Linked DNA regions of Homo sapiens: region 1 is linked to region 2. Evidence: read pairs that join two places in POLR2A ChIA-PET (ENCODE). Cell type or tissue: Panc1. All regions are shown on one strand. Each heading gives the region's core, and the rest is flanking DNA. Links, peaks and the distances in the headings are about the cores only.

Region 1 (2,912 bases), core at 190-2,689, 200 kb after region 2:
AAGGAAGGGAAGTTTCCATCATTAACAAGAGACAGAAGAGTGTTTTTTAGACTCTAGAGGGCATGTGAATCCCCAACAGAGCTACTTCAGAAAGGTAGATTCTCGAGCCCCACTCCCAAGAAATTTTGATTCAGCGATGGATATTGTCAACAAGTTCCCCCGGTTTTTCCGATACAGGTAGCCCGCAGGCCTCACACTGAAAAATGTTGTCATAGGAACTGTGACTATGACTAATCAGTTTTACCCTGTGGAGCATGAAGGTGGGTGTATTAGTCTCTGTCAATGTTTTCCAGAGTTATAGTCGCCTCTCTCTATAGAGAAGGAGAGTTGTTTACAGAATTATGCAGACTGCTGGTGAGGGGACAAACCGATTCACCATTTCTGCTTTCAGCCGGACTCAGAGTTGTAGTTGCTGAAATGTCAGTATCTATTATTCCTCAGGGACCTGATGACTACAGAGCTGACGACTACAGACCTGACATTTTCCTTTTCTCGAGGTTCTTAGCTTTCTTTCAGATTCAAGCCAACCACGCCACATGACTTTCTTGAGGGAACAAGAAAATCTAGTATATCATAAATATTAACTTTTCAGAAGTCTCCACTGCCAGAGCGTGTTAGGCAGCTTATTCAAGGTGCCGATGTTATTGTGCTATCTGCCCCATGCTCAGCTCTTTTCTGTAATTCATATTTCTTCCAAAGTGGACTCTGCCACTGACTGACTGGATTCCTTTCCAGACGTTTCGATCTCCTTCCTGTCTGACATTTCTTGGCTCTCAACCCCCCACATCAAGTTGTATGTGGCCGCTGTCGTACAGCTAGATTAGATGATGTTTACTTTGTTCTGCAGGAGTGTTTGTCAGGGTTTTATGTAAGATTAAAGAAATCTCCGTAAGTTAAGACACCGTGCGCCGGGCTGCCTTCCATGCACTGGCCTTTGGCAGTCGCAAAAGATCTTTTACCCTGTACCATCTTTGGCTGCTTGACCGAAGCAAATGCCTATTGCTTTTGGCTTTTTTATGTTTGTTGCTGTTAGAGAACTCAGCAGAAACCTCCAGATAAACGCTTTAGTTGTCCAGGTAGGAAACCAAAGTGGACCCTGGGCAGTTTTATTTGGAGACCTCTTCTGCTTTTGTGATTGTGTGTGTGCTGGTGGTACTGGAATACAGGTCTCTGGGTTGGAGAGCTTGTGTTCCGGATGCTGGCAATTTGATGTGAATGTGCTAGGGGAAGTCTGTATAGATTATCTTATTGGAAAGGCCAGATGGCAGCAAGCTCTAGAGTTCTAAGTCCCACTTTGCTCAAAGGTGCCTGAGGAATAGCAGCCTACTGACAGCTTGAAGTATGGTGCACTGGATAATTGGCTTCCTCATTTAGTAATTTGTCTGCTTTCTTTCCTCTTCCTCTGCTTCCTCTCTTCTTGTAAACTGATAGCCTCCTGCCTCTTCAATAGACTGATAAAGAGTCCCTGAGCAGCAGCTAAAGGGAGGGGGTGGCCAGAGCCCCAGGTGGAGAGAGTCATTTGGAAAACTGACACAGAAAATTACCATCCTTCTTTTCTGCTTTTCCTCTGCTTCGGTATCTCGATTTTAGTCTCTCCCTTTCATTTTCCTGTTATCTTCCATCACTGTCCCTTGCCACTTCATCTTATATATATATTTTTCTTTTATGGAAAAGAAAATTTCTTTGCTATTTTGTCTCTTTCTTTCTACTTTTTTCATCTTTCCCTTTTTTTTCTTTTATCCCCCTCATTCTGTTCCCTTTGCCTTCTTTGCTTTTGCAATTGTTCTAGTTAAAACTTAATTCAAAACAGGAAATTGCATCACATTTATTCAGGTTAAATTACCTTTTCCTTTTTTCATGTTTTTCTCTCCAAGGAAGAAAAAAAAATTGAAAAGCACATTTCCGGCTCCTTCTGGCACCTCCATCCCCTCAAATGTGTTTATCTTTAGGTGTTGGAAGTCTCAGGACACAACATTTCTGCTTCATTGAAAGTGCAGATGCACCCTCAGAGCTTTTACCCTTGGACCTGGAGAATGACGTCTGCTTTCACTTAATAAGTCATTTTGTTCTCCAGGTGGAATTCAGATTATTCCGTGGCAAATTTAGGAGAAGACCTGCCCCTGGTGCTGGAAGAGTTGGGTCAGATGCCTTAGCCTGTTTGCAGTCTGGAGGGTTGACATTGAAGTTCACCAGCTCCTCAAAATGCCCCCAGATGTTGAGCCATCCTGACAACAGAGGTAGAAGAAGGTCTCTGCCTCTGCCTTGTGGTAGACCAGTTGACTCCCCGGTCACCTACTGTTCCTTCTACCATCATAAGGCAGCCTGAGTGAACACCACTGACAAGGGACCTTGTTCAGAGGTAGGGGGACAGCTGCTGCATTCCACTACTCATCCCCATTTTTTTTTCTTATAGTTTACAGAGGCTGCCTGGGCCAGTGGCTCCCATTTTGTTTTAGAGAGCAGAGAATGGACCCTGGAGTCAGGATACTCCAGTTCAAATCCCACCTCTACCAACTGTGCTGTGACCTTAGGCAAATCACTCTGCCTCTCTGAACCTCAGTTCCCACCTGAGCTTCATGAGGAACTTTTGGCTGTTTTGTTCATAGCTGTATCCCCAGCATCTATCATACCTGACACATAGGAGGTGTTCAATTAAATACATTCCAGGGATGAATGTAGTGGTTAAGAACAAGGACTTCATGCCAGATTGCCTGAGTTCAAATTCCAGCTTGCCACTTACTAAGTATGTGAACGCGGGCAAGTCACTTCATCTGCTGGGCTCAATTTCTTCATCTGGGAAGACATAAACGATTGGCATTGATGTCCGAAGCCTACCGTAACAGATTACCACTGACTTGGTAGCTTAAAACAATAGGAATGTATTCTCTCAGTGGCGAAGGGCAGAAGTCCAA
Region 2 (2,912 bases), core at 310-2,809:
GCAAATCACCGTTCACTGTAGGAGTGGTGGCAAAGAATCAGATGCAGAACAGGGAGAATCAGGGTATGGCCAAGTGGGAGTGTTACTGATACATCATTAAGGGTGATGTCACTTTTGTAGAATTTTTTTTTTGGAGACGCTATAGATTGGTTCATAAAACCACAATTTCCTAGAGAGATAGAAAACCTGGCTGCTGTTCTTGGCTTTGCAACTAAGCTTCTGTGGGACCTTGGGCAAGCCGCTTGTCTCCTCTCAGGGTCTCACATCTCCATCCACAGAACAGAAGTAGGTGGATTAAACCAGTGATTGAACCCTCACATTTTGGGGAGGCCACTTACCTCTCTGAGAATCTGGAAAGCGTCCCTCAGAAAAAAAGCACACACAAACACACAGAACTTTATCTATAATATCAAAAGGTTCACCAACAGTCCTCCCTCTTTAACCCCCAATGCCTCAACACACAGACAAATTCTGGGCTAGGAACCACTGGCCTCTACAACCTCAGTCCTTTCTGGGATGATGACTCTGGAAACTGCATCTGAGTCACAGGCTTGCGGGGTGGGCATCCTTAGGAAGCCACCAGACGGGGGTTGGGACATTATGATGGTTTGACTTAAAGTGCCCAAGGAGGCCAGTCAGACCTGACGCCAGCCAGCATCAAGCGCGGAGAGTCCAGCGGGTAGCAGAAATGAGAAAATAGGCGAGGCGTAAGAGACATCAAGGTGCAAACACAATGATTGATGGCAACGGGCACCCAGCCCAGGGGAACTGGGCAGTGGCACTTAACTGGGAGAGCTGCTGAAGGAGACTGAAGGGCTGTGCCTGGTTTGGGAAGGGAAGCTGCCCTTCTGCTCTAGCCCATCGCTGCCTTAGGGAATGGGGGCCCAGCAGGGCAGCTCTCGGTATTTTTCAAGAAAAGTTTTCATCGTAATTTGAAACCTCTTAATTTCTGAATGATGACAACCAACAGTTTTTGAAACACTGTGGGCCAAAAGCTTGTGACTTCCTGCCTACGTGGTCCAGACTGCCAGGCTGAAGATGAAGAAACTGAGGCTAAGAGGAGAGGAGAGGCGAGTTCTTCTATTCTCTGCTCTCCAGTCTTTCAGATATTAACAACAGTTGTCAGTGCTGGGCTGAGTGCTGTGCAAAGTCACAATCTAATCTTCCAACTACTATTAGAAGGGCAGCCACTTTCCCAAGATCACAGCTAATGAGGGCGGCAGAGCAGTGGCCCACGCAGCGGGCTGTAAGGCTCTGTGCGCTCTTCCCCACCATGTTGTTCTAAGAGGAGTGGCCCGTGGAAGGAGCAGTCACTTCTCAGAGAGCACCAAGGCCCATGCCAGGCACACTCTGGGAACTGGCCCTGGCTAGATGGACACTAGTTCTTGAATCCTGTTAGAGGTGCATCTTAGAGTGCTTTAGTAATCCAGGGCTGGCCAGGGAAATGGTCAAGGCGTGGCCTGGCAGGGTTGAGTGGAGCACTATTTGTAACATGGGGTTCCCCAACTCCTACCCCCTCCACTGCACCCCAGCTGCTTTGGCTCTCTGGTCCTGCCCCATCCATCTGACTCCAAGGCTGGCACAGGAGGAATGTGTCTTTGCCCCTGGAAGAGCAGGAGTGGCCTGCACCCCTCTGTCTCTGTGTAATACATCTTTTCCACAAAGCCACCAGATGCTGACTTTTTTTTTTTTTTTTTTTGAGATAGGGTCTTACTCTGTTGCCCAGGCTGGAGTGCAGTGGTATGATCTCTGCTCACTCAGCCTCTGCCTCCCAGGTTCAAGCGATTCTCCCACCTCAGCCTCCTCAGTAGTTGGGATTACTATTGGTGCCAACTATTATTAGAAGGGCAGTCACTCTCCCAAGATCACAGCTAGTGAAGGTAGCAGAGTGGTGACTCAAGCAGCGGTCTGTACCTGCCACCATGCCCGGCTAATTTTTGTATTTTTAGTGGAAACAGAGTTTCACCATGTTGACCAGGCTGGTCTCGAACTCCTGACCTCAAGTGATCTGTCTGCCTCGGCCTCCCAAAGTGCTGGGATTACAGGTGTGAGCCACCATGCCCAGCCAGACCCTGACTTTTTGAATTATCTGAAGCAATTTACAGCCCCCTCTCTTCTCTGTAAGATTATTGCCCCTTCCCCAAATAGTCTCTGGCCATCACAGCCCAAATTATTCTTTCTGTTGTAGAAGAAATCAGGAAAGCTGGCCAAAAGCAATGTCGTGTGGTAATAGAAGATCCTTCCTGAGATCAGTTTGAGAACAGCGTTGTTGTGGTTCAGTGGTTAGACCTGGGCTCAAGTCCTATCTTGATTAGTCTATGTGTTATTTGTTGAAACAAACTACATATTCTATCAACTTCTATAGAAGCACAAGTGGGAAGGAAGCCTCTTTCTGGGGACACAGGAAAGCAACCCAGGGCAGGTGCGAATTGAATTGATCTCAAAGAGGGGGCCTTAGCGAGCAGTGCACTGACTTTGGAGGCATATCCTCGGGTTAAAATTCCAGGTCTACCACTTATCAGCTGTGTGGCCTTGGGCAAGTGACTTTATCTCTCCGACCTTTGGTTTTCTCCTCTATACAATGGGGTTGATTATATCAACCTAATTTGACTGTTTTCAAGATTGTAAATGATGGTCGGGCGGGGTGGCTCACCCTGTAATTCCAGCTACTCAGGAGGCTGAGGCAGAAGAATTGAGTCTGGGAGGCAGAGATTGCAGTGAGCTGAGATCATGCCACTCACTGTACTCCAGCCTGAGTGACAGAATGAGACTCCATCTCTCTCTCTCTCTCTCTCTCTGTCTCTCTATGTATATAAATGATAATGCATCTGTACTCAGAAGTGATAATTACTGTAATGATTATTTTATAAGGCCACTTGGCCACTGTTACCTGAGGGCTTATTAATATTATA

What was found. Peaks named below come from ENCODE experiments on the same cell type or tissue, not always from the same donor. Only the 100,000 strongest peaks of a DNase experiment are listed, where the experiment ranks them.
Region 1: POLR2A ChIA-PET joins it to region 2 with 6 read pairs; 2 of 35 experiments call an interaction of 5 or more read pairs at or near these places.

The regions. Positions count from the first base shown.
Region 1 is chr5:142,507,413-142,510,324 of GRCh38, forward strand. No RefSeq gene overlaps it. Among named protein-coding and RNA genes, the nearest start is that of FGF1, 180 kb to the right of the region's middle. In Panc1, for the core only: no CTCF peak of the experiment used is centred there; no DNase peak of the experiment used is centred there; H3K27ac peaks cover 382 bases.
Region 2 is chr5:142,303,670-142,306,581 of GRCh38, forward strand. No RefSeq gene overlaps it. Among named protein-coding and RNA genes, the nearest start is that of SPRY4-IT1, 13 kb to the right of the region's middle. In Panc1, for the core only: no CTCF peak of the experiment used is centred there; no DNase peak of the experiment used is centred there.